Regions from separate parts of the Mus musculus genome. Here regions 1, 2, 3, 4 and 5 are each linked to region 6. Evidence: chromatin loops called from intact Hi-C (ENCODE). Cell type or tissue: heart. All regions are shown on one strand. Region 1 overlaps P3h2 (prolyl 3-hydroxylase 2). Region 2 overlaps P3h2 (prolyl 3-hydroxylase 2). Region 3 overlaps P3h2 (prolyl 3-hydroxylase 2). Region 4 has its middle 53 kb from the start of Gm41436. Region 5 overlaps P3h2 (prolyl 3-hydroxylase 2). Region 6 holds the start of P3h2 (prolyl 3-hydroxylase 2).

Evidence for each region. Peaks named below come from ENCODE experiments on the same cell type or tissue, not always from the same donor. Only the 100,000 strongest peaks of a DNase experiment are listed, where the experiment ranks them.
Region 1: it touches region 6 in a loop (5-fold over the local background); 7 of 42 quality-filtered maps call a loop at or near these places.
Region 2: a loop joins it to region 6, with 2.3 times the contacts of the local background. A loop is called at or near these places in 4 of 42 quality-filtered maps.
Region 3: it touches region 6 in a loop (2.9-fold over the local background); 6 of 42 quality-filtered maps call a loop at or near these places.
Region 4: a loop joins it to region 6, with 2.6 times the contacts of the local background. A loop is called at or near these places in 8 of 42 quality-filtered maps.
Region 5: it touches region 6 in a loop (8-fold over the local background); 11 of 42 quality-filtered maps call a loop at or near these places.

The regions. Positions count from the first base shown.
Region 1 is chr16:25,964,172-25,969,171 of GRCm38, forward strand. It overlaps P3h2 (prolyl 3-hydroxylase 2), which reads right to left. Exons shown (of 15, transcript NM_173379.3): 13 at 4,558-4,633; 14 at 1,553-1,693. Among named protein-coding and RNA genes, the nearest start is that of P3h2, 140 kb to the right of the region's middle. In heart, no CTCF peak of the experiment used is centred here; no DNase peak of the experiment used is centred here.
Region 2 is chr16:26,047,608-26,052,607 of GRCm38, forward strand. All of the region lies in intron 1 of P3h2 (prolyl 3-hydroxylase 2), which reads right to left. Among named protein-coding and RNA genes, the nearest start is that of P3h2, 56 kb to the right of the region's middle. In heart, no CTCF peak of the experiment used is centred here; DNase peaks (open chromatin) are centred at 434 and 2,214; H3K27ac peaks cover 4,491 bases.
Region 3 is chr16:25,981,416-25,986,415 of GRCm38, forward strand. It overlaps P3h2 (prolyl 3-hydroxylase 2), which reads right to left. Exons shown (of 15, transcript NM_173379.3): 5 at 3,517-3,659; 6 at 3,087-3,176; 7 at 1,278-1,318. Among named protein-coding and RNA genes, the nearest start is that of P3h2, 120 kb to the right of the region's middle. In heart, a CTCF peak has its summit at 2,416 (motif pointing right); no DNase peak of the experiment used is centred here.
Region 4 is chr16:26,196,795-26,201,794 of GRCm38, forward strand. No RefSeq gene overlaps it. Among named protein-coding and RNA genes, the nearest start is that of Gm41436, 53 kb to the right of the region's middle. In heart, a CTCF peak has its summit at 2,547 (motif pointing left); no DNase peak of the experiment used is centred here; H3K27ac peaks cover 166 bases.
Region 5 is chr16:26,019,040-26,024,039 of GRCm38, forward strand. All of the region lies in intron 1 of P3h2 (prolyl 3-hydroxylase 2), which reads right to left. Among named protein-coding and RNA genes, the nearest start is that of P3h2, 84 kb to the right of the region's middle. In heart, CTCF peaks have their summits at 2,909 (motif pointing right) and 4,499 (motif pointing right); no DNase peak of the experiment used is centred here.
Region 6 is chr16:26,103,977-26,108,976 of GRCm38, forward strand. P3h2 (prolyl 3-hydroxylase 2) reads right to left here and starts at 1,837. Exons shown (of 15, transcript NM_173379.3): 1 at 1,240-1,837. The coding sequence starts at 1,707. In heart, CTCF peaks have their summits at 1,263 and 1,923; DNase peaks (open chromatin) are centred at 1,315 and 1,875; H3K4me3 peaks cover 2,570 bases; H3K27ac peaks cover 2,933 bases.

The DNA of each region.
Region 1 (5,000 bases), 140 kb before region 6:
ATGCTACAATTTATTGTGATGGAGTGGCGGATATAAAATTAGTACTAAAGTAGGGTGCCGAATTTTCCACAATTTGCTGTCTAGACCTTTGCATAGAGCAATGGTGCTGGCATTTTGTAGATTAAAAACACAGGGAAAGAGAAACTACAGGGGAAGGAGGATGCGACACATCCTAGAAAGTTATCTGGCCTCTGCTAGGTTCTGGCCATTGGTGCCTTTTTTGTCTTTCTTTGTGTCTGAGCTAGTGCAAGCTGTTCTTACAGCCCCGACATAAGATGCTACTGAGGTGCGCGCCTTTCCTGGCTGCCGACCTCCCCTGTACTTTTCTTCTGTTCATCTTCTGTTCAGTTCTGACCTAAAGCCCTACCTAGACGTGAAGAGAAAGTGTTTTGAGGGTGTAGACAAAAATAAAACGTTCTTTTCAAACTCCTGCTGCTGCTGCTGAAACTGGATTTAGTTTAGCTTAGAAATTTAAAGGGAAAACTATGCACATCATTTTAAGGCTAGAATTTCGGGGGCTGGGAGATGACCTTGGTTACGATGCATAGGGTCCTTTCAGAGGCCTTGTTTTCAGTTCCCAACTGCCATGTCTGGTGGCTTACTCCAACTCCAGGGGGATAGGTGTCCTCGTCAGAACTCCACTTACACTCACAGATGTGCACACACAAACATAATTTAAAGAAAGAAAGCATGTTTAGCTCTATTTAGTGCATCCCTTAAATTCCAGCACTGGGGGCAGAGGCAGGAGGATCCCTGTGAGTTCAAAAGTAGCCTTGTCTACATTGTGAGTTTCAGTACAACCAGTTCAACCTAGAGAGATGCTACAATAACAAGAAACAAACCTTTAAAGGTGTAAAACACTTTATCGACATTCAGCTCTTCAGTAGACTCTGAAGTCATCAGTAGACTTCTGTGTCAGCTTCAGATCTACCCTTAGTGACCACCACACTCAGTCTCTTGAGCTATGGTGACGCTCTGATGGATATTTTTAAGCTGATGATATCACTGAGTCAAGAGAAGGACTTGGAAGGTACTCCCTAAAGGAAATGGACTGCTTTCTCCCTGGAGTTTCTATTCTGCCTGCTGGTCTGAACTGCAGGGCTCTTGACAGATTGAAACAGTGAGTGTCCCGGACACTTCAAATATAATGTTATTTTAAAATTCAACTTAATAGTGTAGCAAATACTAATGGTCTTCCAGGTCTCTTTCGTCTTTCCCATGCATGCTGCATGAACTAGTCAGAGTTGTTTGAATGCTTTTTTAACTTTACTCATGACCAGGAGAAAGTCCCTGTCTGTCTGTCCGTGGTCCACTGGTACCATGGTACAATGGTGCCAGTGAGTTCAATAGTCAACATTTGCTGTGACAACGAAGATGCGCTAGTGGATCTATTTCTGCACATGTCTTCACAGTTAGAATTCAACTGGGTACAAAACTTCCTTCCCAGCCCCTCCGCTTTCCCCAAATCTTACTGCAAAAGCCACTACAGACTTAGGGATGATGCAAAGGACTTTACAGAGTAGTCAATCCAGAGAGCCTGGTGTGGACTCACCAGTTCTCGGTAAAGAGGGTCCAGTGTAAACCATAGTGCCACAGCACAGCGCTGGCCTCTGGTGACCGCCTTCACGCCATGAGGGTTCTCGCCGCCAGACGAGAAGCTGATCATTCGGCCACACTTTGGTTTTATAGAGGCCTGAGAACAAAATGACAATTAGACTTCCAGTTCCTTACCACGTGACCTTCTATCATTCCTTCGGTGTGATTACTCCCCTCAGCTAAAATTTGAAGCAAGGAACAATGGGGGTCCTCATAATGGAATACTGAAAACAAAAATCGATTCTCATTTTTTTTACCTGTAAAATATATAAAGTTTCAAAATAACATTTCCCTTATATAATAAGAACACTTAGGTGACCTGGGTGGCAGGTCCCATACACACAGGAATCACGTGGCATGTGCTCTGGTGACAGCCTGCCCTCTCAAGAACACAAACCGTCCACTTTACTGCACTACATCAGCTCTTCATTCTATCGATCCATTGATGTTTAATGTGAGTGTGCATCCTGGTCCCTGTAAAACTGGAAGGGAACCAGGACATGAGGGGTACCAGAGAAGTTTTACTGGTGGCCCCAGTGGCAGTTACATGGTTGCACACCCTTGGCAGTTTTCCAGCCAAACACCTATGGTTTATGTAGCTGTCACTGTACGAAGCTTTGAATTCACTTCCTTTACATTATGCTTGTCCATGGGTCATACAGGTATCACGTGGTTGCCTCCAGTGGTGAGAACACACCACCCCTCGAGCTGACCCACTCACGGTTCCAGAGGTCTGAAATGACTGAAACAACAATTCAAAGCTTGCCCGATGCCCAGCTGTCTGCTGACTATCAGCAGGGCAGTCAGTGCATTCAGGGAACTGCTGAGGGCACCGAGCTGAGAATCTTAAGTCTGAGCAAGCGTACGCCACTGAGTATTGGAGGCTGTGGTCCTATGTCTTAAAAGGTGTGTAATAGGATTACATGTCATTTTGCATCCTTTAGGGGATAATGAGAGCTTACTCATTCCACTGAGGTTGTTTAAGAGCAAACAGCACAGCAGCAGCCATTGTGTGTGTGGGAAGACAGGGGCATTCTTCAGCTATGGGACTATGTCTTTCTAACCCTCTCAGGAACAGATCTGAATTTTTCCTAAAACCCTTCAGTGCGATGTAAGATTAACTCTTGTCCTAGGTCTGAGTGCGAGAAGGCAGAAGTAGGCAAAATCAAAATTAAGAATCCCAGTGTGCGAGTGTGTCTGTGTGTGTGTGTGTGTGTATGTATTTGGTTGTATGTGTGTAGGTCATAAACACATGTACTAGTGTCCATGAAGTCCAGAAGAAGGTGTGAGTCCTTAGAATGTGGAGTCTGAAGCAGTTGTCAGCCACCTAATGTAGGTGCTGGGAACAAAACAATCCTTCCGTATCCAATGAGGGGTGGGGGAGAAAGGACCCTGCCCACTTCTCCTGAGATTGGATTATGTTTGTTAAGGGAAAGCAGATACATGAGAATTCCTCATCTTTAAGAACTCCTACCTTAAAACTCTGCTAAATGAATGAACATGATTGAGCTAGTGAGCTTTTCCGGTTTTCCACTTTTTTTTTTTTTTTTTTCATTTACTTTTTGGAGGGAAGTAGATTCTGTGTTTTTTTGTAGGTGCCGCAGTTATTAGAAGTGTAGAACTGTTCAAGTGACACATCTCCCACCCCTTCCTGCTTTCACACAAAAGCAGCAGGTTGGTATTTAACATACACTCAGCAAAGACAGAGCCAGCCCCTGTACCATCAACCAGGGGCACTTCCAAATATGGCCACTAGATGGAGTAGAAGCAAAGGAATCCTCAACCAGCAGTCTGATTTTTCTTTCGAGTGATTTAAAATAGGAACCTTTTTCTTCTTCAGTTTCCATGTTTTCAAAGTTTGGAAATAAGACGTTTTGTTCACAAAGCTCCTTCACAAGTGAGAATCCTTTTCAGGGATTTAAACTCCAGCCCAGATCATCAATCCTGGTTTATATCCTCAGAGTCTGAAGCCTCAAACTACTTACTGACTTACTTTTTAAACAGTGAATCAGCACGTCTGTTTGAACATACATTGTTGTGTTCAAATGCAGGAAATATTTAAAATTATACCTGTGTTTCTGGGAACTATTTCAACAACCCGCAATAGGAATCTTCTTTAAGTCAGTGTGTAGCCTGAGATATCACCCACTTTAAACCACCATAGTGTTCCATGAATATTTCACCACTGAAGAAAATGGGTAAGCTAAAATTGAATGCACAAAACATGGAGAGAGTCTGAAATTCCCTTACCTATGCACATGTCTCAGCTGCTTAGATTTTGCAGGAAGAAAGAGACTTTGTAATCAATAATTTATAATTCATAAGTTCTTCTTTTTGTGATTTAGTGTTCTTATAGTGAGATTGATCTTTGGTGTAATGATCAAAAGAATCTAACTATATCGTCTGTGCGTGCTAAGGATGCTGGTTTTTGAAGGCATTTTTTTTGACTGTTAATAAAATAGTTGACTGTGACATTTGATTTAAACACTACTGAATATAAATATCCATTTGGAGTTAAAGGGTTCATGGCTTATCCTTAACAGTTTATACCAATCTGCATGCACATGTGTACCCGTTTGGGAGTTCGTGCTTAGCCTAAGCACTCTGGCTCCTGGAAGCCATTGATCTGTCTGTGATGTGAATGCTTTGGGGACTCGGGCTGGAAGTTCCCATCAGGTCACTCGACAGGACCTCTAGGCTTTGATTCCACACCTAACATTTTTTAAATGACTGTGATGAAGTTCTTAAAAACCCCGTTTCTCACTTTGCTCATCTTCAAAATGGACTGAAATGGCGACTTATGCTTTAGTATTTTCATTATGTATAGACCACCAGAACCCGCTTTACCTCTTGAGTTCTTGAGCTCAGAACTACTTAAAATTCAGCAATCGGTAAGATCCTGGGAAGATGGTAAGACTGAATTTAAAATGCTAAACCAATTTTAGGAAGAGGGTTACTTACAGTCACGGTTTTAGCATCCATTTCTGTGAAGATGAATTCCCCTCCGTCAAAGTCGTCATTCATATACAGGAGAGCACTGCAAGGAGGGGGTGGGGCAGTCAGTGACAATACAGTCCTCAGCAGCCTCATAGTAAAATACAGACGACCAGTGAAGGGAGCCACCTGAATGGGGAGTTACCTTTGATGTTGGTCCCCCCAACCCTTGAAATTAAGCTCAGGGGTGTCTGGCTTATACTCTGGATGCTTATTGGTTCCGTTTCCATATGGTTTTGGCCTTGTTTCAATGCTCATTTGACATTGTCAACAGTTAGTCAGGCTTGATTTCAGATAGCTTCTAAATCCAGCCACATTGCTTATAACCCTCGTTTTCCCAGATATAAAAGGAACCTTGGGGGATGGGCTTTCTTTCCTTAGCTTAGGCAATGAATTCCTTGTGATCTAGC
Region 2 (5,000 bases), 56 kb before region 6:
CCCCTCTCTTTGGGTCAGCACTGTGTTCTCCTGGACTCACCTGAAGTGGCATAGTGTTGAATAAGCATCCTGTGGCTAAAGATGGACTTTAAAACTGAGTCTATTAAAGTGAATTGGGGGAAGTGTTCATATTTTTCATTGACTTCAGAATATATAATATTGAAAGTCTCTCTAAAAACCCTTATCTATCAGAGACAGAAGCTAAGAAGTGATGAACTTTAATAAGGTTAACTATCCGTCTTCAGGTCCTAACTGTACTGATGCTTAGAGGATAGACTGAAATAGTGGAGACTTTTCCCAGCAGCAGTTCCTTGGGATGCCCTAGAATCTGAATTATAAACACACACTCAGCTGCTCGGGCCTCCCCTATTTCCTCTGCCTGGGGAATGTCCTCAAATCCGGCTTGGCCCAGACTCTAGTCTGTCTTAGGAAGGACATGTTTCCCTGTCCTCAACTGTTCAAACAGACCCTCCCCTTCACCACAGACTACAAACATGCTTTTGGAAAATGTGACCTCATCCCAGGGTAAGCTAGGTTCATTTATAGCCATGAAGACCCAGGAGCTGCCGCCAGCCCTGCAGACATGGGAGGAGAAGGGAGAAATCTGAAAATAAGGATTGGGTATATAGTGGGTGTCTGTACTACCTACAAATTAATTTTGAAAAATTTGTATGCATTAATTTTAGATTTCTGCTTGGCTTTGACAAGAATAATCAAAGACACCAGTCGGGAACTGGCTATCAATCCTGTTCTAAAACTCCATCCCAGAGCTACTGGAGGTGATTTGCAGGCACATGGGAGCTGAAAAGCACAGGTTTTCTTTAATAGTGAGGTTATAAGGCATTGAGTCATAACCAGATCTGTGCCCACTGGTTCTGAGCCCTTTGACCTTCTCTCCATCCCAGCTCTTTCCCCCTGCCTCCCTGCTGCTCAGGGATGTTTTCTTCTCTCATTCCACCGAAACAAAATCCTCCTGCACACGAAGTGAGCACAGGTTCTCTAACATCCCCATGATGGTCTACAGGGATGATGGAGTGGCCCGTGTTACACTATATCTCTCAGCACACTCTCGAGACCATAACTACAGGGAATGTAGAGGTGGTAAAGATGTCAGGTCTTCCTTTTGGACAGTTTTAAATTCACCTACATTTCAAAGAAAGATAAAATGTTGGCATCTGGAAGCATTCTTCCACAGAAAAGAAGGAACAATGAGAAAAATGAGAAAGGAGGATTTAGAGTAGAAGCCTACTTTCTGAACAGGAGAAAGATGGGGTAAGGATCACCCCATGAAACTCCCTTCCCATCTTACTCTCACAGGTCCTTCGAACAAGGATATGGAGCTTCTATTCAAACTGGGACAGCCATAAAGAAGACAATATTTTTGATATCCCTAGCTGAGGAAGATGGCATTATTAGAAAGAATACGAACAGCTGAGGCAGATCACAAGAAGGCAGAAGGTCTTCACCCTCCCTACCCACACATCCAAAAGGAAAAAGAAAAAAAATAATAGATGACAAGCTCTTACAGTTCCCAGAATCACCCTGCATCCACACTTGATCTAATTCTGAAAAGGAAAAAAAAAAAAACATATTGTTCTATGTGGTCCCTCAAAGCGCCAACAAAATGCCTTGAGGATTTTATTCCCTGCTGATCTATCAGCTTGCTGGGGAAGTCTTTCTCCAAGGAGGCAGGGATGAGTGTCGATGACCCACACATCAACCAGTCAACAGCGCCCATTGCACTTCTTCCTGGTCCTGCTTCTAACCTCCGCAAGAAGACAATGGGTTCTGATGACCTCTCTGCCCACCAGGGAAGTAAAATGTCAGCAAGATGGAAAAGAGCCACAGCCTTTTGGAGATGAAAACAAAGGTCAAAGTTCTGAGATGGAATGGGGAGGACAGAGTCCCAGGAATGCTAACAGCAACTTGGCAGCCGAAAGAATGAGCAGGGCAGAGGGGAGTGGAAAGGGCTCAAAGTGTATGTCAACTTAAAGGAGTAAAAGAGGAGTAATTGTCTTGACAGATTCAACAACATGCCTGGAGGCAGAGGGGAGCAGGGCCCCGAGCTTTGCTGAGGCACACAGTAAGTTATAGCAGGGACATAAACAGCACAATCCAGTCTTCCCTTGGGCTACTGCTGTTATTTTAACCCTGTGCAAAGGGTCATGGTGTTCTTGCTCTGATAATAAAAGGATGCTGGGAAAGGACTAGAGAAGTCACAAAACCAAAGGAAATTCTCTAAACAAAGGCCAGATTTAGTTCAGGGAGAAAACAACCAACTCTTGCCAAGGAGTCTTTACTGTGATACCATGGCTTCCTTCCTCCCCCGCCATCGTCTCGCTTACTGGATAGGGAGCCACTGCTAACAACAGCAGAGAGCTGCATGGCCATTCTGCTCTCATACCCAAATTTCTAGATCCTTCTCTGCTGCTGCCTTAGATAAAGACTGAGCCTCAGTGAGGAAATCAGGTCTGACAGGCAGCAGATACAGCAAGTGACAAAACTGCACTGGCTTCCTACCCCTTTTCTATAGTTCTGTGGCATGAATCTATTATGCTAATAGGTGCTGCATTGGCATAGCTGTCTTCAGTCTGTCATTGGTATTGATTATTGGTCCCTTGATCCTCACAGTTCTCTGCAACATGCACACTTTGATTTAGGAGGTGTGTGGCATGCATTTGACTAATGCAGCTAGGTATCTTTGGCTGTATTAGGTAGCATCGAAAGTGGATATTTGCTCTCTGATAGTAGGGTAAGACACTGAGTGGTGACTGGTTTTTAAACACAATTCCTTCACTACAGATTCAGGCACAATGTTAAAGTGAAGAAAACAGGGTCCAAGGAGACGAGAGATCAATGACTAGCCAGAACTGGAAAAAGTCAAACTTTCAATATGTCATCCCACACATTGCTGCTCCTCTCCAAGGTCTCCACTATCAGTGTCTTCCACTCTGTCTACTACCCACCCTGTCTGCTGAACTCACTGATTTTCACAGAGGTCAGAGTCTTCATTCTGGGATCATCATTTGGGTGGGAAAGAAGAATGAAATGCCAGCTAAGGGATGACAGTAAAGGGCAGTTCTGTGGTACCAGGCAAAGACCACTAGCCATGCTGACATCTACTTTTGACTTCCACACAGTGAGAAGCTGCAAGCATTCTACTAGTAGTCTGAGATTTGGCAGGGCCAAGGGTACCATCTGGATGCTATGTAAGTTATATTTGGGGAACCCTAAAGGTGGGAAAATAAGAAAGTTTTCCAGGCAGAAGAGTATAACAAGAGGGAAACTCAGAGGAATTTTAGATTCCTGGGATACTATGACTGCACAAAATTAAGAATTTTCTTCTGAGACAGTGGCTTTATCTAAGTCACTTAAACTTCAAAATTTTTGAATGTATTTGTTTAAGGATAATCTAATATCTGAGGAAATACCTGAGTTTTGTAACCAAAATCTGGAAATGGTTGGACAAAAGCCAACTTTGTAACTACCACATTTTTCGAAACACAAAGCTTTTAGGTACTTATGCCTCCTGGAGTGAAGGGGATCATGGTTGCAGACATCTTCCACTGTTGGTAAAGGATCAAGCAACCCAAGGTCTCTGTTTGAAAAGGAGGCTTAAGATTTATAAGGCTTGAGTCTTGCCACTCCTTCAGAGGTCAATGTTGCCAAGTTTCTGAAAGTCAGACATGAACCTGGAACTGTTTAAATTCACGTACTAATTTTGTGGGAATTAGAGGAACCGTGAAGGCCAAATCTGAATTGAGGGATATTTCCTGGCTAATGATCAGCAAGACTCAGACACATTTCTCTCCCGGTTGTTCTAACTTCCAATGCTCTTATGGCTGTCAGCATTCAGTCAAGTCCAAGCTCGTTTGCTAGTGCACTGTATCTTAGGCAGAGTGACCTAATTTTTGCCTCTGCTTTCTGCTTCCTTGGAAGAGCTATATTCTCTGGGGACAAAGAAAAGATTTCCCATCATACTACAATGCAGTGCTATTTTTATTCCATCAATGGGTGAGCATGCTCATTAAGCTTCAGACAGAAAAGCAAAGAGTTGTAAGACAGTCTGTCCACAGACATGCTGTAGTTGTCAGATAGCAAGCAGCAGGGAGGGCAAGGATGACTGACTTATGTGTTTTCCTCTCACCTCCCTGTAGACCACTAGCAGCCTGCTTCTTCCTTGGAGAAATGCTCTTAAGTATCCTATCTTTAATAGTGCCTTAATGCCTCCAAAATTAGGATACTGCAAAGGACTGGAAAGAATATATGTTAGAACCCTACCATGCCTGGGTTCTCCCTCATGTACTACTAACTAACCTTGGGAATGTCTCTCCCTTCAGGCATCCTTTCTCTCCTGGTGGAATGGGAAATACAACTGTTCATGGTTGTGAAAATTCCATGAAAAAAACCTATCTGATGAGCCTGGCATATATCTGGGATTCAGCAAATGAGAACAGCACTGTCTTTCTCCCCAAGGACCTGTGACAAGCTCATTTACTATTTGCATCTCAGGTTGCATGCCACAAATAGAACTCAACTCTTTCTTTGAAAAATGAATCCCAGTTGCCATAATATCCTTCATCCTTCACTCGGGCCCATCTTATGCCAGTTGTATGTGTTACCCTTCAAAATTAGATTAAAACGCTGTCACTGCTCTCAAGTCCTCCCTACTTTCCTCTGTCTTCACCTGTGTCTCTGTCCCTTGCGTTTGCTTTCCACTCATTCTGATTCTACCCCCAGAAGGTTTAACCCATGAAGCAAATGCCATTTATTTCACTATTTGCAAAACTCCTTACACACAACATTCCCATTTAATAAATTCAAATGGAATGAATGGTAATTTCACACTTTCGTGATTCGACTCTACTGGGAGAGGCAAGTTGTTGCCTATGCATCATCACATTGCACACTGAATGCAGACTTTTCATACACGTAAGTCGTGACGTAGTAGGTATGTAGCGAGTACATGCTGATTATTAATCACGTCACTATTTTAAGTG
Region 3 (5,000 bases), 120 kb before region 6:
TAAAGTCTTTTCTTTGATCTTTTATTACAATTAGTTTCACTATCTTCATATCAGCATATTGTCCCAAAGAGAAAAGAAAACAAAGCAAAACAAAAAAAGATTGTGTGCACCTTCCTAATTCTCCATGTTACATTGTTTATTGAACAGGGAACTGAATTATGCATCACTGAATAATGATCGAGTGGAGATAATCCATATTCTAATATAATAGTAGGTTCTTGACTGTTCTAAGGAGAAAGAGCCAGTTTGTGTCAAGCTTTCCAAATGCACCCGTGATGGTAGATAGCCTTTCAGTCTACACAGACATGGCACGTCCAAACACTCCTATATATCCTATATATTTTCTTCCAATTATATTATGTCACCCAAGGGCTGATTGATTGCAAGATTCTAAGACCTGAATCTTCCAGTTTATTGTGGCAAAGCCATAAGCTAGTGCCCTCCATTGACAGTGGTCCCTTCCATTGACATGGCCTTTCTCAATCTGAGAATAGGTTGACTGGACTGTGTCATCCCAAACAGGCAACTCAAACATGGATAAGCTTGAGTTATTTAAAAACAGATGAGTTGACTTCAATTATATTAAAAATGGTTTTTCTTAACTTCAATTTGCTTAGTAATAACACACAGTTCACTATACAGAAACATGACCCTGATTTCAATTTAATATAGTAAGGGAATTTACCATCCACAGGCAAATTTTGAATATGATCAAAATGTGTTGTATGAAAATTTCAAAGAACAAAAACCATCTTAAAAAGGAAATTTTATAAAATTTGTTAATAAAAATAACATCCAGCCTTGTGCAATGAGTAATCACAGAAAATTGGGATTTGAAGAACTCTTTGGCTAATTTCTTCATTTTAAAAAAGAATCTCCATGGGCCCGGCGTGGTGGCGCATGTCTTTAATCCCAGAACTCGGGAGGCAGAGGCAGGCGGATTTCTGAGTTCGAGGACAGCCTGGTCTACAGAGTGAGTTCCAGGACAGCCAGGGCTATATACAGAGAAACCCTGTCTCAAAAAACAAAACAAACAAACAAATAAACAAAAAAAAACCCCAAAAAACAAAAAAACCCTCCACATTCAGGAGAAAAGTAATTCCTTAAAACCATACAGAAGTGAGTGGGAGAGCTGGATCCAGGATGAAGCTCCTAACATGCAACTTGAAGAATAATTCCATAGCTTGCACTAATCTACTGGAGTTGAGTTCCCGGCACCATCTCCTGCCCCAAGCATCTCATCTCACTGTAGCCTGTTTTGCAAATGGAGAACTCACCGGTTCTCATCCTGCCGTCCTCCATAGCTGATCCAGTAATTCTGTTTACAGTTGAAGAAAAGGTATATACATTTAGTACTAAAATGACGTTTATAGGAATAAAAATTTAAAATACTCCTAATAAAATACTTAGAAAACTTGAAATATTCAGAAACTTATACTCTGTATTGACGAAGAGGAGGCTAATACAATTTTGCCAAAGACACCATGGATAACAAATGAATCAAAAGACCGTATGGAATTAGTTAGGTGCTTGGTCCTCTGGTTCTGGATAGAGACTTGGAATTTGATAACAGAAAGGGCTTCGAAGATCCCTCAATGCAAGTGCTTTGTGGATAATGACTAAAACTTCAACAAAGAAATCCAGCTGGATTAGTTATCTGTACAGAACCATGAAGTAGGTGTTATATTTTGGGGTCCCTTGGGAAAACACAATTCTTCAAAATACTAAGTAGGAACACATATATGTATTATACCAGAAATATTACCTTAAACTAACCTAATTTTAAAAAGTGTTCTGCTGCCAATAAGACATAATTAGGAATCAATTAAAATACACTATAATTAATGTTTTCATCAACACACTAACATGAATATTGCATAAAATATTCAGTAATTAATAGATAAGTGGAAAAAGTTATACATGGGTAATTCAAAGAGGAAAAAAATATTATGTGAAAAGGAGAAAATAGTATGAGCTGCCTTCAGAAAAATAGAAGTTAAAATAGTGATGGCATAGCATTTGCACTTAACATATATGAGGAGGGTGGATACTTTTCCTCTTGTAAGGTTGCTAAATTTGTACTTTCCTATATCACTAGAAACAATGAAGGTGTCAGAAACATTTTCTTTAGAAAATAAGTTAAGGTTCAAGAACTTCCAGACCCCATTTTCTTCTTGCAATGGGAGTCCACTCTTTGGATATATTTGAAGTAATAGTTTAATAACCATGATCCCTGGACTATGTATTTTCGAAAGAAATCAGAAATAGTTAGAATATCAAAAGAATTAATCTATATTAAATTTATCTAGGTAGCCAAAATATTTTAAATCCTTAACAACCTAAAGAACCAGGTAAATGTTTCATGAAATAAAAACAAGAACTTGCATTAATCTATAGCAAGGGGCGGTCTGCAGAGGGCGCTGTGCCCCGGCTTGATCAGAGGACAACACATGAAGCAGAGAGGACAGTGCAGAGGCTGACTCCCAGTGCCTTCTGAAGATGGGGCTTGTTTAACCCATTAAAATGCATTAAAAAATCAAAACTTTACATTGAAATGCTAGAAAACTGAAACAAGACAGGCAAATGAATCATGCACAAGATATTTGCTTCTGACTTTGGATCTCAGCCTCATGGGAATCTATCAAAATCTTTAAAGTTCATCACTTGTATAACATAAAGACTTCTTTCAACTGCTTAATTTAGAGAGGTTATTAGACTCTTCCACTAATGTGGGTGGGGCATTAATATTTAAATATCCACCAAGAAGATCTTTTAAATGGTAGCTTTATTATTTTTCAAGCTTTCATAATTATTTCTTAAATTAATTTATTTATTCACTTTATATCCCTATTGTAACCACTATTTTCTGCTCTTAATGGTTAAGAGCACTGTCTCCTCTTCCAAAGGACCTGGGTTCAATTCCAAAGGACCTGAATTCAATCCCACCCATATGATAGCTCACAACTGTCTACAATTTCAGTTTCAAGGGATCTAACACTCACACATTAATGAACATAAAACACAATTAAATAAGTTATTTTTTAAAAGATTTTAAATAGCAGCTCATTTTCTCGTCTTATTTTTACCGGTTCAGCATATGAAAATCCCAGGCCCTCTGCAGCTAACTTGATCAGTTCAGCTTCAAGTTTATGACGTTTGACAAATGCTGTTAAATCCTGGAAAGAAATAGAATTCATATTTAAATAACAACTAAGAAATGTGATAGATGCTCAAGTGGAACTTTTTGTTATAATAGTCAGTGAGCTAACATAAAGATCAGAGTTGCAAATGTGGTCCCCTAGGCAACAGGTTTGTCACAAGATTGTGCCTATGAGAAATATGTACTTCCAATATGGAAAAAATTTGAAAGAATTAAGATCTGGAACAGACATTAAATCTCTGATGTATCCTTAAGGACAGTGCTTATTTTTGCCATTGTTGTTTGTTTCTTTTTAAACAGTTGTCCCTGAAACACACTGCAGTTTAAAGAGATCTCTCTCAGAACTCTAGTCTCACCTCCCGGGCCTCAATGGATGCTGGATCAGTGCTGTCATCCAGCAGACTCTCATAGAAGTCTACATTGTCCAGGACATCCTCATTGTCTGGATGGAACATCAGGTAGGCTTTGGCGCACTCCAAGGCTTTCACATATTCACCAACTGGAGAAACAAGGTGTTGCCACATTTGAATCAGCCAGATTTGCCCAGATGACTTCAGAGGGAAACTTCAATGTGTCTCTTGATGTCAGCATTGATGATAATAAACGGGAGACAAACTAAGGTTGAGCAAAATGGCCAGAAGCACTTACACAGATGATCAGTTTCAGGTACTCAGATGGGAGGACCTTTGGTGGCTTTGGTGCTGGACACTTTGCAGAAATCCTCTATAGTTGCTATTAGAAAAATGCTTATTGGTAATTCCTGGAACACTACAGCAAAAATGTGTGAATTAACTGGGACTTGTTTTGTACTGTGTGGCCCATGTAAATATTCTGAGCATGGAGTTCTAATATGATGAAGATAATAAGCACCTGGCTTACCTAGTTTGCATTCATTGGTCATGGTGTGCACATGAGTGAGTAATCACTGTCATGGTGCCAGGACAATAAATAACACTTTACTCTTGGAAAAAGAGGGAGTTTGCCAAGGCAACTTTAAAATGTTGGTCTGAATCCTTCTTCTCCTCCTCGTCCTCCTCTTCCTCAGCATCACTTTAAAGGAAAAATATTTCTTTGTAGCTGACCTGATAAAAGGCACTGATGCTGAAGACAGGGAGAAATAACAAGTGCATTGAGCCAAGAAATCATGACCTGTCAAGCAGCCAGTCACTTCTCCACAAAGGGAGGATGTGGACATGATAGTGACTTAGGTGATAAATACTATTAGCTGCTTCTAAGTATGAGAGGGAATATCCAATATCTCCTCTTCAGTAAAAAGGAAACTAAAGCTATTTTGAATTACTAAACTTTACCTAGGGGATTGTGGGGCATCTAAACATTTTATAATATATTCTGAGGAGGAACAGTGGAAAATACAGTCCATCTGGAAGGAAAATTTGGCAATGTGAATCAAAAATACGAATGAATGAACTATTTGACCTGGTAAATGAACCTCCAGATATTATCCTTTGAAATATGTATATAGATATGCAGAGACATGTGTAAAGTATTATCCACTTGAAAGGTCATTGAAGTCACAAAAGATTACAAACAATACACTGTCCCTCAATAGGAAGATCATAAGATAAGTTCTAATACAATGGTATCTAGGAATAAAGAAAGAGAGAGCAGGAAGTTCTCTCTGTACTCATCTATTCAACCTAAACAATAACATACTATAATTTAAATTTGACCCCCAAAATGATAATTTCCTATGTCTAACTTAGTGAAAGCCATCTGGCAAGTGTTAATTAAAAATGATACAGAAGATAGTATAAGGGGCTGGTGAGATGGTTCAGTGGTTAAGAGCACTGACTGCTCTTCCAAAGGTCCTGAGTTCAAA
Region 4 (5,000 bases), 93 kb after region 6:
TGTTCTGATTTAAGCATCCATAAAGTGAAAATATATAATGCTATGCTCGAAAATCTCTTCCTGGAGTAACCTTGAGGTATGAAGTACTAAATATAAAATAATCATAATCAACTGTACAGCAAACCTTGGTGCATCTTTTGATAAGAATAACCTAGGCCTAGTGTTGGCATCTTGTTAGACCCTTAGCAATATGGAGGAACAAACATGATTCCTACTTACCCTTTATTTTTAGATAGTTCATATTTTACACCATGATAGATATATAAAGTATCTACACACAGTTTAGAGAACACTTATGTTTCAGAGCCAATCAACTTGACTAAGGTAGTAATGTTAATCAAAATTTTATACCTGATCATTCAATTTCTTCCCTTTACTCAGATAATACTGTTCAAGCCACACAAGATACTTACCCAGGTGCAGTTCTGCAGTGGGGACAGAATGTTCAAAGTCTTCGCCCTTTCTATTTACTTGCCAGAACAGGAAAAGAAGCAGAGGACTTAAGTTTTCCAAAATATATCAAATATTGGAAAATATGTCCTGAGTTCCAGTTTTGAGTACTTTTCAAAAATTTAAATGTAGTGTCTGCCCATTTTCAATAGAGTCATGAAATATGTGATAGAAATGGACTTAACTAAGCTATTCTTTATTTTTTTTAAGGCAAACACAATGCTCATCTAAAACTTACCCCCTTATAACCCACACCACAGGCAGCTGCGTTAGAAACACCATTTTTAGAAAAACACTAATTTCATATAAAAGTCAAATATTCGTACTCAAGAATACTAGATGAAGGGTAAGTAGCTAAAATATATAATTAGAGAACATTGAGATCAGAAAGGCAGTGGTTGCTGTGCAGAGCCTTTTGTTTTCTTTAAGCTGGTTACTAGTAGAATCAACTGCTTTTGTTGTACTTTCATCTTCGCTGTAGATTGCCTGATACCACTATTTATGAGCCTGCACTACAAAAATGTTCACTTTACAACACAATTCCAAGAATTAGATGCTCACAGCGATCCGCAAGAGAAACAAGAATGACAGTGGCATTTGAAGTCACACTTCTCAATGCAAACACAATATCTTCATCTCTAAATACTCATTTTGAGAATTCAATTCCAATGAACAGAATAATGAGGATGTTGCTGTAATAAAATCGATTGATATGGGGCCAAGGAGGTGAGTATGGGTTAAGAGTGTTCACTCTTCAGTGAAACTGAGTCATTTATGAATCTTTCACTAGAGAGCATGACATCACCAGCCATCCCTTTAGAACACCAGGCATGGGTCTTAGGGAATGATATTTGGGGACCAGAGCCGGGCGTGGTGGTACACGCCTTTAATCCCAGCACTCGGGAGGCAGAGGCAGGAGGATTTCAGAGTTTGAGGCCAGCCTGGTCTACAAAGTGAGTTCCAGGACAGCCAGGGCTATACAGAGAAATCCTGTCTCGAAAAAAACCAAATAAATAAATAAATAAATAAATGAATAAATAAATAATAAAATTTAAAAAAATATATATTTGGGGACCAGAAGCTCACTAGTCCAGGATAAGTGGAAGAACTTGAGACAACCTAGCACCTCTGGAGTGACTGGGGCTTCTCAGACTTCTGGGGAACTTTCAGTACAGTTCAAAGGCTCACTCCCTGGGAAGGTCGGAGTAGGAAACCTGCAAAGACCCCTAAGGAGATGACATGTGTGTTCATGGACTGGTTCAGAAAGTGAAGGTTTGAGATCTACATTACACTAGGCAACACAAAGCCTGAGAGATTCTGGAAGGTTTATTTTGATTTTCACACTCTTTTGTATGTGACACACAATAAGAAATACGTTTTAAAATCACAGCCCAATATATATGCTGATATACATGTATATATCTAATTGACACAATTTACCAAAGAAATTTTCATTTTTCGCTAAGAATTGCATTCTGACATTTTCCCTATCACCTTATAGAGATATAAGTAGATAGACAGACAGACAGATAGATAGATAGATAGATAGATAGATAGATAGATAGATAGATAGAGTAGTTCTGGACTTGACCAAGTTTACTTAAAATTCCACTCAAGGAACACAAAATAGTGCTTGAAAATTACTGTGTGGAAGGTCTTCTTGGAAGTAAGTCGCTGCACACTATGTGCTTACACAGAAGAACACTGGCAGCCCTGAACCACCTTGGTCAGTTACAAAAAATACTAGAAGTCAGGATGAAAGTGCACTTAAGGTAGCAAATGAAGTTTTGGCATCTGGAGAAGCAGAGGAAAAAGTAAACCAAAATGTTCAAAATTCCACTCTACAGCTTTGAGTGAGGGAAGAGAACTGGAAACCAAACCACAGTATGTTTATACGAGGGAAGTTAATGAAATGTAATTATTCATGGTGATTGCTTTAGGCATACATTTTCCTATTGATCTTAAGATCAACACTATTGTCTGTGTATTTAGAGTGCTCTAAACTATAAAACAACAACATAAATTTTTGAATGGGTTTCTTGTCTATGAATGTTTGTGAAAATCCAAGAAAGGTATGTTATTGTGCCATCTAGTGGTCTGTTTTGTTATTAGCCATCGTAAATTAACAGACTGCTGGGGGGACCAATGAAAACAAACGCTAGAAATGAACATTTAACAATAAAATATACTTTAAATATATTGGGAGCAATCTGATACTATTAGGAAAATCAAAGGTTGATTTTTATCCTCGTCTGTAGATTCATATGTATCACCTGTTTTTCTCAAAAATATTCCAACTTCTAAAATTCTAATTAAAAACCATAAACTGGTAGGAATAGAGCTAACATGAAATAAGCAATATATTTATAAAGAAAATGATATAACTCTACAAAAACCACAGTAGAACGGCTGGAGAAATTGCTCAGCGTTTAAGAGCACTGGTTGTTCTTCCAGACACTCTAAGTTTAATTCTAGCAACTCTACAGCTCACAACCATCTATTAATGTAATATGATGCTATCTTCTGACATGCATGTATATATGCAGATAGAACATTCATATGCATAAAATAAATAAGCAAATCTTTAAAAAAACCCAATAGAATAAAAAATATGCCCCATGATGTTTAAATGCAGATTTGCTGTTAGCCAGGTGTGGTTGCCTATACTTGTAGTCCCTGAAGTAAGGACGTTGGGGTAAGAGGACTGAGGGCCAATGCCAGGCTGAACTACACTGTCTCAAAATAACAGAGCAAAAGACAACAAAGAAGGCTCACCATTGTAAATATGTATACTGTTCTCAAGTCCCCAAATCACAGACAACAACATCCTCCAACAGATTTTCCTTATCTCATTAACCAACACAAATTTTCTCCAGATTTCAAATGAAAAAGAAAGTGTAAGATAATTGGCAAATTTAAAAATTAAAAATATACAAGAATGATAGGACCAGTGAGGCATAATGGAGAAAGGCGTTTGCAGCTTGAGGATGCAAGCCTGAGGATGCAAGCAATGTGGAGACATGGACATAGAGAACCGAGTCTACAAAGTTGCCCTATGAGAGCCATCTGTACCTTGTGGCCCACCCTGCCCTTGGGAAGTATTGTCCAATAGGTCCATGAGGGCAATGGAAGCAGTGACGATGAAGCAGGGGAGTTGGAAAGCCCTATGAGCACGTACAGTCGTAAAGTGAATAACCACACCGGGACCAGCTGCAAGGAGGTAGATGCAATTTTGGGGGGTGATTTTAAAACTTACATAATTCTGGGAGACTTGGGGTAGGAACATCCAGGATGGGCAATGGTCACACACACATATACATATCATAGACATATCACACATAATACATCTCTCTCTCTCTCTCTCTGACACACACACATACACACCCTTAACACTCTTACTACTAGTACTAGTCTACTGGCAGTAAAAGGGTTTTTATTGAATATTTTCTTTATTTACATTTCAAATGTTATCTCCATTCCCAGTTTCCCTTTCTCCCAGAAACACTCTATCACATCCTCCTTCCTCTTGCTTCTATGAGGGTGTTCCTCCATCCACCCAATGAATTCATGAAATTCTTAGGCAAATGAATGGATCTGAAGGATATCATCCTAAGTGAGGTAAAGCAATCACAAAAGAACACACATGATATGTACTCACTGATAAGTAGATATTAACCCAGAAGCTCAGAATACCCAAGATACAATTTGTGAAACACATGAAACTCAAGAATTTCATGAATTGATCATTTTTAATAGCTGAGTAGTACCTCACTGTGTAAACGTACCACATTTTCTGTATCCATTCCTCTGTTGAAGGACATCTGGGGTCTTTCCAGTTTTGGCTATTATAAATAAGGCTGCTATGAACATAGTAGAGCATGTGTCCTTTTTACATGTTGGAGCATCTTCTGGGTATATACCCAGGAGTGGTATAGTTGGGTCCTCGTGTAGTACTATGTCCAATTTTCTGAGGAACCATCAAACTGACTTCCAGAGTGGTTGTACCAGTTTGCAATCCCACCAGCAATGGAGGAGTGTTCCTCTTTCTCCATGTCCTAGCCAGCATCTGCTGTCACCTGAGTTTTGGATTTTAGCCATTCTGACTGGTGTGAGGTAGAATCTCAGGGTTGTTTTGATTTGGATTTCCCTGATGACTACAGATATTGAACATTTCTTTAGGAGATTCTTGGCGATTCGATATTCCTGAGTTGACAATTCTTTGTTTAGCTCTGTACCTATTTATTTATTCATTTATTTATTTATGTTTTTTTTCGAGACTGTTTCTCTGTATAGCCCTGTCTGTCCTGGAACTCACTTTGTAGACCAGGCTGGCCTCAAACTCAGAAATCTGCCTGCCTCTGATTCCCAAGTGCTGAGATTAAAGGTGTGTGCCACCACCGCCTGGCTGTACCCCACTTTTAAATAGGGTTATTTGGTTCTCTGGAGTCTAACTTCTTGAGTTCTTTGTATATATTGGATATTAGCCTGCTACTGGATTTAGCATAATAAAGACCTTTCCCTGTCTGTTGGTTGCCTTTTTGTCCTATTGA
Region 5 (5,000 bases), 85 kb before region 6:
AGAATTAGATTTGAGTAGTTATCAGTAAATCCCCTTTGTTCATAATTTTAAAAAATGAAAAGAAAAAGCGTGGGTTAATATTTTTGTTGGTATTTTTCTGAAATAACCTCACTGGGAGTTTACTGTTTCCCTTGGAATGCTCTGATGCTGAATAGAGACAATAAACAGGCAATTTGTGAGAAATAGTCATTGCTCACAGGTGAGAGATTAGGGGAGGGTTCATGGGAACATATTATTTGCACTACCCCCTGAGGAAAATCTGTTGTGCTAGGTAGTTTTATGCCAACTTGACACAAACTAGAGTCACTGGAGAGGAGGGAGCTTCGATTAAGAAAACGTCTCCACTCTCCCTGATTCAGTTGCCTACCTTTGGATCCCTTTCTCATAGCTGGGTTGCCTTGTGTGGCATCAGTGGGAGAGGATGTAACTGACCAGACTGTAGATTCACAGGCCTGGGGAGGTTGATATCCAGAGAAGACCTCCCATTTTCTGGGGAGTGGATTCGAAAGCTGGGAGGGAGGACTAGGGAAAGAAGATGGGGCCTGTGATCAGGATATACAGTGAATAAATAGGTTAATTGATGAAAAAAGAAAGAATGAAGCAATAAAATGCTGCCCCCATAAGGCTCAGGCTGTAGGCAAACTGTAGGACGTTTTTTATATTGGTGATTGATGGCAGAGAGCCCAGCCTATTGTGGGTGGGGCCATTGCTGGGCCTGTGGTCCTGCTGAGGTTTTCCTCTGAGGAATTTTCACTGATTGTCAGGAAAAGTGTCTTTTCCTTCCTACCTTTACAGTAGTGTTCCTATAAAGACTCAGGTCAAGAGTTGGGTGTTACCCTTTCTAGACCACAGATATACAAGGCTATTTCTCTTATTTGATATTTATTTGATTAAAAAGTTAGGCTGGCTGGATTTATGTTAACTTGATACAAGCTAGAATCATCTTAGAGGAGGGAACCTCAACTTTTAAAACACCCCCATAAGGTTGGGCTATAAGGAAGCACATAAGGCATTTTCTTAATTAGTGATTGACAGGGAGAGGGCCCGGCTATTATGGGTGCTGTCCCCCCTGGGCTGGTAATCCTGTTTTTTTTTTTGTTTGTTTGTTTTTGTTTTTGTTTTTTGTTTTTTTAAAGCAGGCTGAGCAAGCCATGCTGAGCAAGCCAGTAAGCAGCACTCCTCCATGGCCTCTGCATCAGCTCCTGTCTCCAGGTTCCTGCCCTGTTTAAGTTCCTGTCCTGACTTCCTTTGATGATGAACACTAATACAGAAGTGTTAACCAAATAAACCCTTCCTTCCCTCCCCAGTTTGCTTTGTGTTTCATCACAGGCAATAGAAATCATAGCTAAGACAATGGTGATGCAAAGCGGAGGAGTGGAGCTTAGCAAAGGCTGGTTAAACTAAAGTCCAAGTGAACAGCCAGCCTTAGCCTCTACCACAGCATAGGAACAGGGTTTTTCTAGCTGGAGGTGAAGAGGACTGATGGGTTGTCACCATAACTGTATGGAGCCAGAAAGGAAGACTGCTCTAGGGAGGAGCTGCCATGGCGGATGCTGAAGCTGAGGACTGAGAAGCAGTGGATACTGAGGAAGAAGAGAGAACTAAGTCCCAAAAGTATCTAACCAGTGTCAACCTTGAGCCCTCTCATGGCTGGAGTCAAGCTGAGTACCCGAGGAGTCTTGTCCACCACTCCAAGTAGCCTTGTGGCTGTCCTCCATATGTCACCTCAGCATAGGAGCTTTCTCTAGTCTCTCATACTCTGCTACACTCACACTGACATCTTTAGAGATATAGCAATTTCTTAACTGGGCTCATAATGAAGGAGGCAGAACTGGGAAAGGGGAACTCATAAGACTAGGAGGAGTCTAAGGGAGGAGGCTCTGGCTCAACTGAAGCCTTGCTCAGTGGCCTTTATAAGCCTCTCATCGCCTGTGGGTTGGGTACATCATGTGAATCCACAGTACTGGGTCAGTTATCTCTGTCACACACACACTAACTTTTATATACACACAGCGAATTTGTACAAATTCAAAAGAAAAGCATCATTGGTATAACTGGCTTAATACATCCTAAAAACTAAACATAGTTATTCAGAAAGGCTGCCTCAATGTATAACAATCTCTGCTTAGACAGGGTCCCCAATGAAGGAGCTAGAGGAAGTACCCAAGGAGCTGAAGGGGTTTGCAGCCCAATAGAAGGAACAACAATATGAACTAACCAGTACCCCCAGAGCTCCTTGGGACTAAACCACCAATCAAAGAAGACACATGGTGGGACTCATGGCTCCAGCTGCATATGCAGCAGAGGATGACCTAGTTGGTCATCAATGGGAAGAGAGGCCCTAGGTCCTGTGAAGGTTCTATGCCTCAGTATAGGGAAATGCCAGGGCCAGGAATGGGAGTTGGTGGGTTGGGGAGCAGGTTAGTGGGGAGGGAGTAGGGGATTTTTCAGAGGGGAAACTAGGAAAGGGGATAACATTAAAATGTAAATAAAATATCTAATTAAAAAAAATCTCTGCTTAGGGCCGCCTGGGCCTTCTTCACTTACAGAAGAGCAGCTGATGCCTATTTTGAAGCCTTCCTCTGGAACAGCAGATGAGGGGGTTCTATGTTAAAAATATAGACTTAAGGGACTTCATGAACACACTCTCATGCATCTTCCCTTGGCTACATTAAGTTATTTCTCAAGACAAAGAAGTCTATAAGAGAGAGGGTCCAGAAGTACTGTTTTTCCTCAGCCTAGCAATGGTAGAATCTAGACCAGTCAGCATTATTGCACTTTCCATGTACAATCCCTACAGAGGGCAATGGTCTGGTCGGGGGTCCTGACAATAATCTTTTTTAAAGACTTATTTATTTTTTTGTATTTGCATGCTCTGTCGTCATGTACACCTGTGTGCCAGAAGAGGGCATCAGATCCCATTACAGATGGCTGTGAGCCACTGACTATAATCTGTTAAGTATTCTCTCAACAAGCTCCTGGTGAGTCAGTGATGTTTGAAACTGCTTGGACAAGATCACAGTTGTTGCCCTCTGGCCTGCAACCATTCTCTAAGGGTAATGAAGGGCCTATGGTATAAGGTATGGTAGCAGGTCTCTTTGAAAATGCTCCTGCCCTTCAGTTGACTCTTCCATGCTCTGTTGCAGTTTTCTGTCATTACATCCGTGTCCCCTTGATGCTGGAGGACAAAAGAAATCCATTGCATACAATATTAGTGGTATTTCTTACTCTTTTGTTATCTGGAAGCTGTGAAAACTCTTAGCCTTGTAGACTTGCATCTTAACTTCTATTATACTTTCACTGTGAAATATCATTTATGAAGCGACATATGTTTGAAAATTTAAAACCATCTTTAAGTTGAAGAGATTCCCACACTACATTCTCCATTGAAATCTTAGGGCTTCACAGACATCTGGACCAACCCTACTCTCTACACCAGTGTTTGAATCCTCTGCAAGAATCTCTCAAATGTTCCACGATGAATACACCAATTGACATAAAATTTATTATCTTCCAAAGTAACACCTTCCACCTTTGGACAATCCAGACTTTCTAGCACTGCTTAAAATCTGCCTTCTTCGAGTTTCTGCCCGTGGGTCTTGGTATCATCACAGTCTTAAAGATAAGTGCTTAAAGTCTAAAACAGTGATGTAAGAGCATCGGTTGAGGTTATTTCTAAAAGAAACATTAGATGCCCTATTGCACTTAGCTGAGCCTTAATCCAAACATATGGTGTGATTCTCTCTGCACCTGGAACTTATCCTACCATGTTTGTGTCCATTGAATTTGCTCTCCAGTCCCCTTACAGCTGTCCTGTCAGAGAGGTGAGGTCTAATAATTCTCAAGGATTTTTGTTTAAAAAAGCTGTGATATATGATGTATAGGGTGATCTCATTGCTTTTTTTCACAAGTCAGCTGTGACTGGATCATGAAATTCTATTTAGTAGTACAGGTTTAAGCCAGCTCAGCTGTCCTTGCAAGAAAAAAATTAAAAACACCAAAACTATTTTGCTGGTGGTTCTCCAGTTACAAGAGTTTGGGAATCATCCCCCAAATATTTAAGAAAACAGATATTGTTTCCAGAGGCTAAATAGTGCACACATGGGATGTGTGAGTTCTGTTGACTTGAAGGGGTCAGCAGCAGCATGGCAAATATATCTGACTCCTGACAATAACCAAAGCGAGATCCAAAGAAACTTGGGCAATGGGAAATAGATTTCTAAGGTCCTCTGGATTTCTCCTTAGCACTTTCAATGCCAGCGGCACACAGCACTGTTTGTCGCTGAGCCACACCCCTAAACCCCAATGCTTTATTATCCTGGTCTGAGATGCAAAGGGCAGCCAATGCTACAGTCCTCCTTAGAAATAAGCTTTGTTTGTGGATTCACAAGCGAACAAATGAACATTAATTAGCTCGCAGTACAGTCCATTTTCGGGAAGGGTTTTCTTTGCAGCTTTCAGGATCTTGCATATGTTTTGGGACATCACAATTTTGTGAATTGGCCCCAAGGGGGCAGAAAAGTGCTTTGATGCTAGAGAAAAGTTGCTAATGTCACAGGTAAAGACAGCAGACACACACACACACACACACACACACCCCTTTGCCTTACTTTTATAGTTTTTAAGTACATTATCATATTTCACCAAATATTATTCTACGACAGGTGTTAAAAGTCTCCTCTTTATAAGTAACAGAATGAAGACTTGTGATAGGTCCAGCAGACATAAACATGCTACCAATTTGTGTAATGCAGACTTAAAGAGAGAATAGGGTACAGGCAGTTGCTTATTCTACATGCATCACTTGGGATCTTTATTTCTTGTATCCCAATGACTCACTATTTCCAGGCAGAGAAAATAGTTATATTTTCCTCTAAAGCAGCCACCTGAAACTCCTTATATGCAAAGACCCAAACTATTAGGAAAATGAATGCAGAAAGAAATACAGGAAGTTCTGGATTCTGGAGAATTCTTCCCTCTCCAAAACGCAGCAGGAAGAT
Region 6 (5,000 bases):
CATGCTGACTGCATGGCTGTTTATTTTCACAGGATGAGTATGCATCCTTCTCTTCTCCTGTTCGTCCGGAGAAGAGAAAATCTATTTGCCACGAGCTACAGACTCATCAGCAAAATGGCCACATCTCCCCCTTGCAGCCCAGACTCTCAAAAGGACCACACGACAGGATCACTCACATTCTGCTCTGGGAACCAGCTTAGTCCCTCCCCCAGAACTGACTAATTTCTGAAAGAACAGGAAAAACTGTGCCCTTTTCTTTCTAAAAGGCAGATTTATGCGTGATACATGTCTTCAGCAAATCCATTGGAAAGCACAAGAGAACAGACAACACACATGTCCTGGAGAGAATTCTGGGTTCTCTGTCAGTCCTTGACCCGAACTAGTCAACTCCTGAACCTCAGCACCATGCACACTGCTCTTGAGATCTGGTCTCTGTTGTGACCATATTAACTCCTCCCACTGCTGTCTGAAAGACCTGGATATATTGACTCAGAAAGATAGGCATAAGAAATGTGACCCTGAGAAACATGAGTTTGTGGAAGTGAGGGGCTGGGTAATTCATTCTACATTTTTGCCATGCAGCTAGTTAGGTCTTTTTAACTGGGGCTCTGGGGTATGCCAGTTTTGATTGTATACCTCCTGACAGCAACTCCGGGGAAGGTACATAGACGCAAGTAAAAGCAGAGAGCGCTGGGCATCTGAGGTGAAGTGGTCCTAAATGGTGGGAACCCCAGGAACCTAAACCAGTACCAAAGAAATCCGCACTTTCAGTAGATTGCCTCATACAGCTTCAAGCATCATTCCTCCACGACTTTTTATCTCGTTGCTCTTCTTTAGTTGAAGAGAAATAACTTTTAGGACCGTTTAGGGCCGTTTCTTAAACTTAGAAGATCAGACTGCAGAGTAAGAGGGATAGCTAAAAGGAGATCAGGAGTGGGCTATGTCAAAGAATTTACTCTAGGTCTAGGTAGAGCACAACCACCGAAGTGTTGAAAGACACTTTTGATATGCTCTTCTTGGCACAGCCCATTTTTGCGAGTGAAGAGGACGCTGAGACAGAGAGCAAAGCTGATCTGCCCACTTTCATCTAGTCTAGTCTCTGGGCTTCTACTTGCACGCAAAGCAGAGCCACTGCGAAAGGCTGGATGGAGTGTAGAGCAATGCTCCCTCCCACCCCACCCCCTATCCCACAAAGCCAACCCTAGGGTCACCCGCGATGGGCGCAGCCACGTTCAGTACCTTGATGTAGGCCCTCTGCAGGTAGTTGTAGGGAACTCTGCGTTGGAAGTCGCTGCGCACGTCCTCGCTGACGCGGTGGCGGGACGCGGGGCCGCCCAGGCGCTGGCTCTGGCAGCTGCGGGAGCAGCGCGCCCGCTCCAGCACCGCGCGGAAGAAGGGCAGCTCGGCTCCGGGGCCGGCGCCGGGGGGCGCGAGCGGACGGCGCGCCGCGCAGTGGCGGGCGCAGCGCGTGCGGATGTCCCGTAGGCGCCGGTGACTGCTCAGGGCGGCTTCCAGGTCCCGCACCGCTCGCTCATAGTCGCCGCTGTAGTAGGCAGCCACGCCGCTGGCGTAGAGCAGGTCGAAGGGCTGCAGCGGGCCGCGCTCGGGCTCTGGCTCCGGGGACCGGCGACCGTCCTGGGGGCCGCCCCGCTGCGGTGTGGGCAGCAGTAGCAGCAACAGCAGCGACACCCACGTGCTCTCCCGCATCCTCCGCCGGACCCGTGGAGGGAGATCGTCGCGCTTCTTGCCTGCCCCACCGCAACTCACGTTCGAGCCCCGCTCCAACTCCGAGGGCTAGCGAGCCGATCCTGCCGTGATCCCGCTGCGCGACAGCCCCAGGTGACCGCCGGCAGCGCTGCGGTCCTGGAGGCGGAGGCTCGCCCAGCTGGCCGCTCTTAAAGGGACGCCTCCAGCTCACACGCTCCTCCTGCCGCCGAGCCTCCGCGAGCCGCGCTCCAGCTGCCTGAGAGCTAGCACAGTCCTGAGAGGCCGACCCCTGGGGACAAGTTTTGCGTGTGGGGTCCCTTGTGGGTGGCAGAAGACGATGGTGTTGCTTTATCTTCAGCACTTGGGGAAGTGAGGTCCACAGTCGTTTTCTGGAATCTATGTGGACTTGCTCTTTGCAGTCCTTCACTCTTAGATGCAACATGAAGGGGCATTTCAGACTGCCTGAAAAGCTCTAGAGAAGGGGAGGAGGGCCCCTGGCCAGTTGAGTAGGTTTGAGGAGAAAGGGGTTTGCCCAAGTTTATACAGCTAAGAATAAGCAAAGGATGAACCTAGCTCTGCCCCACAAAAATAGAAGCTTCCCGCCCTCCTGTAGGGCAGGGTCTCCTCCCTCTTGCTTTCTCCCATGGCTAAGTGTGGATGTGTTCCTGTATTGAATGTGAAGACTGGGCAAGAACGATAAATAACCCGAGTTTCCTGTTCAGACCGCTGGAGGAAAGTGGAGCTGTACATTAAGTTCTGCCTTTGGCAGTTTTCCAGATGTGCACTGGGCCTCTGTTACTTACCTCATCCAAAGCAGCCAAATGCCCAACATGTCCAGTGATATTCAGACATAAATCCCTATTGTGAGAGTTGAACAAAGAGTCAGTTTAACAAACCCAGTACCCCAGGACTTAAGCAATGAACATCAATCTAGAAGTGGGAAACTTGACAGAAACAGCTGCCAGAGTCCAAGGAACTAGCTGGAGGCTTTCCTGTTCCTCCCCGTCTGTTGGGTCATAAATACCTTCTTAGCCAAGGTGTTCCCCTCTTTTCTGTCCCTTGGCTCCACACTCCCAGAAAAAGGGGGGGAAAGTGTGTTAGACTCTGGAGTCCAGCCTGCAATTCCCTGGGAGGACTTCTGTTTGTCTGGAACTGTCTGTGGGAATCTCACCTCAGTCTCTGGGCCATTGGAAAGATAACCAACGGGAAAGAACCGCATATATTGTCCAACTGACCCGAATTTGCTGAAGAAAGTCTTTGTGTAAAATGGTCACTATTCAAAAAAGGTGGCTAGTGTCGCAACCTTTCCCTTCTTCTTGTTGAGTTTCTCACCCTTTTGGCCATGAACCGCGCTGGCTAAATAACTCTGAAAAAAAAAAACTGATTCATGTACATATTAATTTTTACACCAAAATTCTCAAAATTGTCTATTTCCATTCATGGCAAATCTTGCCTTAGATGGTCAGTGCTCCAGAATTAGCAAAGAGTTTTTTTTTTTTTTCTCCTGGTGATGAACTGTTCAGATAAAGGTGGCAGAGTCTAAAATTATGGATCTATTTGGAGAAGGGTTTGAAGCACACGGAATAAAAAATGCTATCTAGGAGACAGATCAGCTGTGAAGATAATTTTGCATGTCTCAGCTCTACATCATAGACATTCCTATATCACTGAACACGTGTCACTAAATTAATATCTCTAAGTGCCTGCCCCTGGTGTGTGGATGATGGGGGAAAGAAGATGTGATCATACCAGTGTCCTCACTTCTGCAAGTTTACAGTGAAATGCAGGAAATGAACACAGGTCACAGGAGTCTGATACAAACTAAAAATGTAGAACATACTAAGTGGAATTCAATGTGCTCTGATAAAATAGTTGCTAAACCTTCTGCAGGACAAAGCTAAAAAAAAACTTAGGAGAAAAGACCCTAGACAGAATTCAAAGCCTATAGTCCATAGCTCACAAACAACCTAGTGGCTCCCAGTTGGGGCGTGTCTTTTAAGCTTTGTGTTGTACTTCTCTACAACATATGGTTGATTATTCACTTAAGTAACCCTTCAGATTTTTTAAAACATTGGAATGAGATGATAAAAATTTATATTTGGTCCTAGCTCTGAGGGATTCTGATTCAATTGGTATAGTGTAGTACTAAATAGCTTTGGCTCTGCTAGATTCACATGTTTCAATGCTTAGTCTATGGGGAGTGGCACTATCAGAAGATGTGGTCTTATTGGAGTAGGTGATGGAGGTAGTGTGTCACTGTGGAGGTGGGCTTTGAGGCCTCCTATGCCTGACTTCTACCTAGTATGAAATCAGAGCATCCTCATGGCTGCCTTCTGATCAAGATATAGAACTCTCATCTCCTTCTCCAGCATCTCGTCTCCCTGGATATTGTCATTCTTTCCTTCAAAATGGTAATGATGAACCTCTGAAACTGTAAGCCAGCCCCCAAATTAAACGCTCTTCTTTGTTAGAGTTGCTTTGGTCATGGTGCCTTTTTTTTTTTTTTTTTTTTTTTTTTTCGAGACAGGGTTTCTCTGTATAGCCCTGGCTGTCCTGGAACTCACTTTGTAGACCAGGCTGGCCTCGAACTCAGAAATCCACCTGCCTGTGCCTCCCGAGTACTGGGATTAAAGGTGTGTGACACCATGCCCGGCATGGTGCCTCTTCATAGCAGTGAAACCCTGACAAAGATAACGACCTAACCAATGAGATTTGCAGATGCTTCCCAGTTGTTTCTTTTCTGAAACCAAGGTTAAAAACCACTGTCTCTATAAATGCCTCATACTGAGGAGTAAGTCTGTGAGGTAGGGCTCCATGTGCTATGGGCATGTTCAAAGCCTGAGATTCTGGAGTATAGGGATTTGTATGTCTATCTGCTTTCTGCAAAAAGCTTAAGATGTGCCTTTAAAAGTTTGATTAGGTCCCTTCTAGTTCCTCCAGCACCGGGGTAGTTTGGGTGCGGAGTCTGCAGACACCAGCAGGCTACCCACAAGACCCTCCACAGGATCTTAAGTCCTCTGGTGAGTAGACACAGCTGCTGCTCCAATCCAATCGCGTGGGACCTGAGACTGCATTAAATAGGGAAGCAGAAAACCCGGCCTGATCAGGAGCACAAGTCCTTTCCGGTCACCATCAGCACAAGGGTAGCTTGGGCGCTGAGTCTGCGGACACCCGAAAGCTACCCACAGGACCCTCCACGGGATCTTAAGACCTCTGTGAGTGGATCACAACTTCTGCCAGGAGGCAGGGTCGAACACGAGATATCTGGGCACCTTCCCTGCAAGAGGAGAGCT